Regions from separate parts of the Homo sapiens genome. Here region 2 is linked to region 1. Evidence: read pairs that join two places in POLR2A ChIA-PET (ENCODE). Cell type or tissue: HepG2. All regions are shown on one strand. Each heading gives the region's core, and the rest is flanking DNA. Links, peaks and the distances in the headings are about the cores only. Region 1 has its middle 9.3 kb from the start of POR. Region 2 overlaps HIP1 (huntingtin interacting protein 1).

Region 1 (4,384 bases), core at 250-4,249:
ACTCCAGCCTGGGCAACAGAGTGAGACTCCATCTCAAACATAAAATAAATAAAATAAAATAAAAGCAGTGGAGCCGGGCATGGTGGCTCACACGTGTAATCCTAGCACTTTGGGAGACTGAGGCGGGGATTGTTTGAAGCCAGAAGTTTGAAACCAAACTGGGCATCATAGCAAGGCCCCGCCTCTACAAAAAATAAAAAATTAGCCAGGTGTGGTGGCGCGTGCCTGTAGTCCCAGCTACTCAGGAGGCTGAGGTGGGAGGATCGCTTGAGCCTGGAGGCTGAGGCTACAGTGAACTGTGATTGTGCCACTGCACTCCAGCCTGGGCAACAGAGCTCTCGGCCAACCCCATCTTTATGTTTTAAAAAAATAAAAATAAAAGATAAAATGAGAGCAGAGAAACAGGAGGGGGGGTGGCGGTTGCTGTCAAGTGCAAAGCACAGAGAATTGTTGACCCACCTGGCTCTCTTCATTGTCCAAATAACTTCCCCAGACCTTCTTCCGGTCTCCTTGCTGCCCCACACCCCTAGGTCCTCCTAACATGGCCAAAGTTTAACCGTGTTACACAACAGAGCCAAACTCTGTCTCTGAAAAAAAAAAAAAAAAGAAAAGAAAAAAAGAAAAAGTGGATCCCAGATTAGCTTGGCACTGAGAGAAGCTGGATTGGCTTCCACCATAGATGCTAGAGGGGTGTGGTTGATCCTTAGAGGAGGTGCTCCCACTTTCCCAGAACTCCAAATGTCACAGCGGCCTCTGACACCGTGTCTCATGTGTCTCCAGTATCACACCATGACCTTTGGACAGGATGGTTTATTCCCCTTGAGAGGCGTCCATGAGGGTGCAAGGCAAGTGAGTTTGCAGATTTCCTGGGTTGAGATAACCCTACAGGGTCAGGGATGAGAACATCACCAAAGTGTAGAAGCGCAGAATCTCTCTCTGGAGATCAGGGGACAAATTCCAATTAGACGGAACCAAGTGCATGGCCTTGGCCAAGTATCTTTTTTTTTTTTTCTTTGAGACCGAGTCTCGCTCTGTTGCCCAGGCTGGAGTACAGTGGTGCGACCTTGGCTCACTGCAACCTCTGCCTCCTGGGTTCAAGCGATTCTCCTGCCTGCCTCAGCCTCCAAAGTAGCTAGGATTACAGGTGCGTGCCACCATGCCTGGCTAATTTTTTTGTATTTTTAGTAGAGACGGGGTTTCACGATGTTGGCCAGGCTGGTCTTGAACTCCTGACCTTGTGATCCACCCACCTCGGCCTCCCAAAGTGTTAGGATTACAGGCGTGAGCCACTGTGCTCGGCCAACCCCATCTCTATGTTTAAAAAACAATAATAATAAAAGAAAATTAGAGCATTTAATAATAAAAGAAAATGAGAAACAGGAGGGAGGCGGTTGCTGTCAAGTGCAAAGCCAAGAGGATGGTTGACCCGCCTGGCTCTCTTCATTGTCCAAATAACTCCCCCAGACCTTCTTCCTGCCTCCTTGCTGCCCCAAACCCCTGGGTCTTCCTAACACGGCCAAAGAGGCATTTCAAAGAGGCGGCCCTGAACTGAGAAAGCAAACATGGCCTTTAGCTACAGCAGATCAGGTTTCCGGCTAGCTGTGTGGCCATGGATGGGTCCTGGGCACACGGACCCAGGCAGTTGCGTGAGGATTAAATGAGTTGCTGTGTGTGTGACATGGCCTGGTGCACCCAGCGGTTCTCAGAGCCCAGGATGGCTTCTTTCTCCTTCCTACTGCCCGCATACCCGCCCCAGTTTCACTCCATCCTTTGTTCCCCTCTGTTACGCAATCAAAGTTTCAGCTCTTCTGGGTTTGCATGCGGGAGCCAGAGCAAGCTTCTGGGGAAATGAGAGGGTGTTCGGGTGAGAGGGGGCCTCGGAAGCCACGCCCTTTCTCCCCCTCTTCCTCCCCATTCGCGTTCACATGCCAATGGGCCAGAACCTTTGCCCTGTCTCCCCAGTATGACACAAGCCCCAGGATTCTGTGCTCAAAATTGCTTGGCTGCTGCTGGCTGTTGCCAAAGCAACCAGCACCATTGTGCAAGGGCCGATGAAGAGAAGCCTGCCTGGCTTCCACGAACTGTTCAGACAGTGCTGTGGAGGACACCTGCCTGTGCCTCTGAGCAGTCACTTAGCAGAAATGGAAGTTGATGAGAGCTGATCCCTGGCCTCCAGGGGCTGGGAGTCTCCAGGCTGACTCACATCCCAGCCAGTACTGGTTTAGTTCAGTGATTCTCAAACCAGGAGCAGCAGCCTCACCTGGGAACTTGTTAGAAATGTCAAATTAGGCCAGGCATGGTGGCTCAAGCCCGTAATCCCAGCACTTTGGGAAGCCAAGGCAGGTGGATCACTTGAGGTCAGGAGTTCGAGACCAGCCTGGCCAATATGGTGAAACCCCCCACATCTCTACTAAAAATACAAAAATTGTCTGGCATCGTGGAGCATGCCTGTAGTCCCAGTTAACTCGGGAGGCTCAGGCAGGAGAATCGCTTGAACCCAGGAGGCAGAGGTTGCAGTGAGCTGAGATCATGCCACTGCACTCCAGCCTGGGCAACAGAGCGAGACTCTGTCTCAAAAAAAAAAAAAAAAGAAAAAGAAAAGAAATGTCAAATTAAGGCCTGGTGCAGTGGCTCAAGCCTGTAATCCCAGCACTTTGTGAGGCAGGAGTTTGAGACCAGCCTGGAGAACACAGCGAGACCCCATCTCTATAAAAAATTGGCCAGGCAAGATGGCGTGCGCCTGTGGTCCCAGCTACTCAGGAGCTTGAGATGAAAGGATTGCTTGAGCCTGGAAGGTTGAAGCTGCAGTGAACTATGACTGTGTCACTGTACTCCAGCCTGGGTGACAGAGCAAGACCCTGTCTCAAAAAAAGAAAGAAATAAACAAAAACAGGGGTTGTGGCTCATGCCTATAGTCCCAGCACTTTGGGAGGCCAAGGCGGGTGGATCACGAGGTCAGTAGATTGAGACCATCCTGGCTAACACGGTGAAACCTCATCTCTACTAAAAATACAAAAGAATTAGTTGGGCGTGGTGGCAGGCACCTGTAATCCCAGCTACTTGGGAGGCAGAGGCAGGAGAATCGCTTGAACCTGGGAAGCGGAGGTTGTAGCGAGCGGAGATCACGCCACTGTACTTCAGCCTGGGCGACAGAGAAAGAAAAAAAAAAACGAAAGGAGAGAGGGCGGGAAGGAGAGAGAAAAAGGAATGCCAAATTTCAGGCCACTTCCCAAATTGATTGAATCAGAAACTCTGGGGGTGGGGCCCTGCCATCTGTGGCTGAACAAGCCCTCCAGGTGATGCTGATACAGGCTGAAGATTGAGAACCACAAATCTGTTCTTTTCTTTTCCTTCTTTTTTTTTTTTTTTTTTGAGACGGAGTCTCGCTCTGTTGCCCAGGCTGCGGTGCAGTGGCGTGATCTCCGCTCACTGCAAGCTCTGCCTCCTGGGTTCACGCCATTCTCCTGCCTCAGCCTCCTGAGTAGCTGGGACTACAGGCGCCTGCCACCACGCTCAGCTAATTTATTTTTAGTAGAGACAGGGTTTCACCGTGTTAGCCAGGATGGCCCGATCTCCTGACTTCGTGATCCTCCCGCCTTGGCTTCCCAAAGTGCTGGGATTACAGGCGCAAGCCACCGCGCCCAGCCTCTTTTCCTTCTTTTTTTTTCCCTCCTCAAGACAGGCTCTTGCACTGTCACCCAGGCTGAAGTGCAGTGGTGCAATCATAGCTCACTGCAGCCTCGATCTCCTGGGCTTAAGCAAATCCTCCCACTTCAGCCTCCTGAGTAGCTGGGACTACAGGCTCACATCACCTTGGTCAGCTAATTTTTTTGTAAAGACAGCATCTCACTATGTTGCCCAGGCTGGTCTTGAACTCCTGGGCTCAAGTGATCCTCCTGCCTCAGCCTTACGAGTGGCTGGGACTACAGGTGCACACTACCACACCTGGCTAAGTTTTTTATTTTCTGTAGAGACTAGGTCTTGCTCTGTTGCTGAGGCTGGTATCGAAGTCCGAAGTCTAGGGCTTAAGTGATCCTCCTGTCTCGTCCTCCCAAAGTGCTGTGATTACAGGCATAAGCCACCGTGCCTGGCCTAAATCCTAGTCTTGAGATCTCACTGACACGCCAGGTTAATCTCTTTCCATACTTCCTCCCCCACAGACTCTCAGGGTCCCATCTCTTTTTTTTTTTTTTTTTTTTTTTGAGGAGTCTTGCTCTGTTGCCCAGGCTGGAGTGCAGTGGCGCTGTCTCGGCTCACTGCAAGCTCCACCTCCTGGGTTCACGCCATTCTCCTGCCTCAGCCTCCCGAGTTGCTGGGACTACAGGCGCCCGCCACCACGCCTGGCTAATTTTTTGTATTTTTTAGTAGGGACGGGGTTTCACCG
Region 2 (4,384 bases), core at 186-4,185, 190 kb after region 1:
GAGGCCAAGGAGACATTGCAGTCGGTGCAGCGTGGGATCCTGGATTGGACTCTGGAACAGAAGGAGGAAAACAGTAGTGGAAACACTGGTGAAATCCAAATTCATTGTGTAGTATAGTTAATGGTATTGTACTAGAGTGAATTTCTTAGTTTCAGTGACTCTTCCATGGTTATAGAAGATGTTAGTTAGGTCGGGCACGGTGGCTCACACCTGTAATCCCAGCACTTTGGGAGGCCGAGGCAGGTGGATTACCTAAGGTTAGGAGTTCAAGACCAGCCTGGCCAACATGGTGAAACCCCATCTCTGCTAAAAATACAAAAATTAGCCGGGCATGGTGGCACACCCCTGTAATCCCAGCTACTCGGGAGGCTGAGGCAGGAGAATTGCTTGAGCCCGGGAGGCAGTGGTTGCAGTGAGCCGAGATTGTGCCACTGCACTCCAGCCTGGCTGACAGAGAGAGACTCTGTCTCAAAAAAAAAAAAAAAGAAAAAAAGATGTTAGTTAATACAAGGGGAAACTGGGCAAAGGGTGTCTGGGAACTCTGCACTACTTTTGCAGCTCCTCTGAAAATTTAAAATTATCTCAAACTAAAATGTTAAAAAGGCCAGGCGCGGCGGCTCACGCCTGTCATCCCAGCACTTTGGGAGCCAAGGTGGGAGGATCACCTGAGGCCAGGAGTTCGAAACCAGCCTGGCTGACATGGTGAAACCCCATCTCCACTAAAAATACAAAAATTAGCCGGGCATGATGGCGCACACCTGTAGTCCCACCTACTTGGGAGGCTGAGGCAGGAGAATCACTTAAACCCGGGAGGCAGAGGTTGCAGTGAGCCAAGATGGCGCCACTGCACTCCAGCCTAGATGAAAGAGTGAGACTCCATCTCAAACAAAAAGAAAAAATAAAATAAAATGAAATAAAATAAAATGTTAAAAAAAAAAAGAGGCTGGGCACAGTGGCTCATGCCTGTAATCCCAGCACTTTAGGAGGCTGAGATGGACGGATCACTTGAGGTCAGGAGATTGAGACCAACCTGGCTGACATAGTGAAACCCTGTCTCTACTAAAAATACAAAAAATGCTGGGCATTGTGGTGCACGCCTGTAGTCCCAGCTACTCGGGAGGCTGAGGCAGGAGCATTGCTTGAACCCGGGAGGCAGGCAGAGGTTGCAGTGAGCCAAGATCATGCCACTGCACTCCAGCCTGGGCAACAGAGCGAGACTCCACCTCAAAAAAAAAAAAATGGCATGTCACTCAGCAAACCCTTAGGGCTAAGTGAATGTGCTTTCCCTTGCCCCACCAGGCCTTTCATCCCTGGGGACTCTAGAGACCCACATATGCAGAGGAACAGGACAGGATGGTTTCCAAAGAGGGAAAGCTGGAATAGCCCGCGTTGCATCAGAGGGTGGAGAATGTCCATTGCCTGCTTTGAAGAGGAGCTGCTCTGTTTGCCCTGGGTCTTGGAGGCAGAGATGGAGTAGAACCTTCCTAAGCAGCCTTGCAGAAATTTTGCTGTCTGCCTCCCCCTGTCGCAGTGCAGCTAGCACCGGATACTAGTAAGACTTGGCAGTCAGTCTTAGTTCCAGCTTCAGTTCTGTTCCTTATTACTTTGTGGAGACCCTGGGAACTATGTCATTGCACCCATAATATGGGATCTTGAACTGACACCTAGGCTCATTGTGTGTGTTGAACGAGAGGGTCTAGAGCCAAAGCCAGGGCTGGTGGCTGTTTCTTCTGCCCACAGCTTTCCCTAATGCCTCCAGTGGAAGCGCCCACTGCCGGCCAGGTTCCCCATGGCACTCACTTTGTGCCCTTCCAAGGGCCCTTTTCAGGGATGGCCCTGGTTTGTGTCTTCTCTGCTTTATGACCCAGAGCTCCTGTAGGCCACAGGGCTTTGCACATAAGGGCTACTGAGGAAATGTGTTGAGTGAGTGAATGAATAAGTAAGTGACCAAATGGATAAGTAAATGAGTGAGTGAATGAATGGTTGAATATGTGAGTAATTGAGTAAGTGAATGAATGATTGAATTTGTGAGTAAATGAGTTAGCAAGTCAGTGAATGAGTGAATGAATGAGTGAGTGAATGAAGGAGTATATAAATGAATGGATGAGTGACTGAATGCATGAGTAAATGAGTGAGTGAATGAATGAGTGAGTGAATGAATGAGTAAATGAGAGAGTGAATGAAAGAGTGAATGAGGGATTGAATGAGTGAGTAAATCAGAGATTGACAGAGTGAGTAAATGAGTGAATGAGAGTGAAGGAATGTGAGTGAATAAAGGAGTATGTGTATGAGGGAGTAAATGAGAGAGTGAGTGAATAAGTGAGAGTGAATGAGTGAATGAATGATTGAATGGATTCCCCTCCTGCCTGTGAAAGAGGGATGTGTACAACATATGGGCCCAAAGAGTTGCCCCTCGTCAAGCTGTTCTCCAGGATGACTCTGGAAACGTTCAGACCAAACACACACCCCTTTGTGATTTTTCCCCCTACTATTGGAGTGTGAGCCACCTATCCAGAAAAAGCACTCAGTTAACTTTTTCACATCATTTGGGCATCTCAAGTTTTAAAGCTGTTTGTCAGTGCCTGGAACACTCCTGGCCTCTCTCCTTGTTGCTGAGAACTTTTTGCCACAGGAAATCAGGCTCATTTTGAGGGCCAAATAGTAGCTAAATATAGCTTCCCGGCACAGATATTTAAAGAGCTATGTTGATGATGTTATGTCTGAACAGAGAAGAAAGGGAAGAAAATAACTTTTTTTCCCCCCGTAAAGAAGAGCAAAGTTACACCAGGTTTTCTGTGGGGCTGCAGGGAGCCGAGCGACGGTGAGGTGTCAATGTTTTAATTATAGAATCACCAGATGTTCATGCTACAACTGTCACCAGCTTGGGGCTTGGGATTTAGATTTCTGTTGCCAGGCAGTCATTTCTTTATAATTACTTCTCGTTTCTATTTAAAAATACCTTCTCCTTGGAAAGTAACCCCAGATGAGTGTGCGCTTCTCACCAAGCTCAGAAGAGCTACCAGAGGGAGGCATTATGAGAGCTACGCTGCCCCCTCACCCCAAGACTGGCAGGGGACTGGTGGAGGAGCCCTCTCTCTCCCAAGTGCTGGTTGACAAGCAGCAGGTGATAAGGGATGAGGCCCTGAGATCTTTCCTGGTGAAAAGTCAGCTGCAGATGCAGAGGCCAGGAAAGAGGGCATACCTCAGAGAGAGGTCTGGACTGAAATTCCACTCATGCCTTCCCTGGAGCCAGACGGCTTCCCCTCTATCCTCTCCTCTGGTTTCCATCTTGGGCTCATTGGGTAATCAGGATAATGTCCAAAAAAGTAAAAAACTTTAGGATGGCGTTTTTGATCTCAAATGTCCCTTCCAGACTATAAATAGGACTATCCTAGGAGTTCTGAACTTTCCTTGAGGCTGAACTTGTATCTCTTTTGGGAGAGAAACTACATGGCTCTTTTTGTAAGAAGCTCTCTGCCCAGTGAACTCTCTTAAACTTTGTATGTCTGTAAATGTCTACATTTCACCATCTTTTTTTCCTCCTTTGTTATAGCCAAGATTTTATTGGTCCTTGCTTGGTGATCAGTACACAAGCATCATGAATTATTAATGCTAGTATTAAAAAGCCTAAGCAGTGTAATTGTGATACTTTGCTAAAGAGTTTGCTAAAGAGTTACTCAAGTGATGTTGCAATCTAAGAGTTGGAGATAATTTACCCACAAATTAGGACATTAGAACTCAAAATCTTAGAAGGTTGCTAATTTGTAAGTCTTTCACAGGGAATATCCTGATAACACAGGATGTGCTATATTACACATTATATCCACAACATATTAATACTTTGGGGGAAATTCTGGACTTTTGGGAGCACAATATTGCCACAGATAGTGTGCAGTTCTCATAGGTAGACAAAAGACAGAAGACACAGTGATAATAGTAGGGGAACAAACACACATATGAAAGATGAGTAATTTAAAAGGTTTGCTTATGTCTTGGTCATTTGGGGCATGTGTCACTTTAGAGGGTTTTTTTATAATGTTCTTTATAGTCTATGGAATGGTAAGTTAACATCAAATAAAGCCTCCCTTAATCAAGCCTTCCACTAATTTCTGGTTTTAGTGAAATTAACCAGTACATGATTTTAACTCTTAAAAAGGCATTAATTAAAAAAAATTACAAGATAGAGTCTCACCGTATTGCCCAGGTAGCAGTGCAGTGGCTATTCATAGGCATGATCATAGTGCACTATGGCCTTGAACTCCTGGCCTCAAGTGATCCTCCCACTTAAGCCTCCCAAGTAGCTGGGCCTACAGACATGTGCCACCATGCCTGGCTTTACAAGATCGTTTAGAACTAACACCAGTTCTTCTCAAGCTTTTCCAAA

Evidence for each region. ChIA-PET counts read pairs that join two places held together with the same protein. Peaks named below come from ENCODE experiments on the same cell type or tissue, not always from the same donor. Only the 100,000 strongest peaks of a DNase experiment are listed, where the experiment ranks them.
Region 2: POLR2A ChIA-PET joins it to region 1 with 5 read pairs; 3 of 35 experiments call an interaction of 5 or more read pairs at or near these places.

The regions. Positions count from the first base shown.
Region 1 is chr7:75,903,707-75,908,090 of GRCh38, reverse strand. No RefSeq gene overlaps it. Among named protein-coding and RNA genes, the nearest start is that of POR, 9.3 kb to the left of the region's middle. RefSeq lists an enhancer at 1,182-1,752. In HepG2, for the core only: no CTCF peak of the experiment used is centred there; DNase peaks (open chromatin) are centred at 530, 630, 1,590 and 1,980.
Region 2 is chr7:75,710,557-75,714,940 of GRCh38, reverse strand. The region is part of intron 1 of HIP1 (huntingtin interacting protein 1); the gene reads left to right. Among named protein-coding and RNA genes, the nearest start is that of HIP1, 26 kb to the left of the region's middle. In HepG2, for the core only: a CTCF peak has its summit at 1,773; no DNase peak of the experiment used is centred there.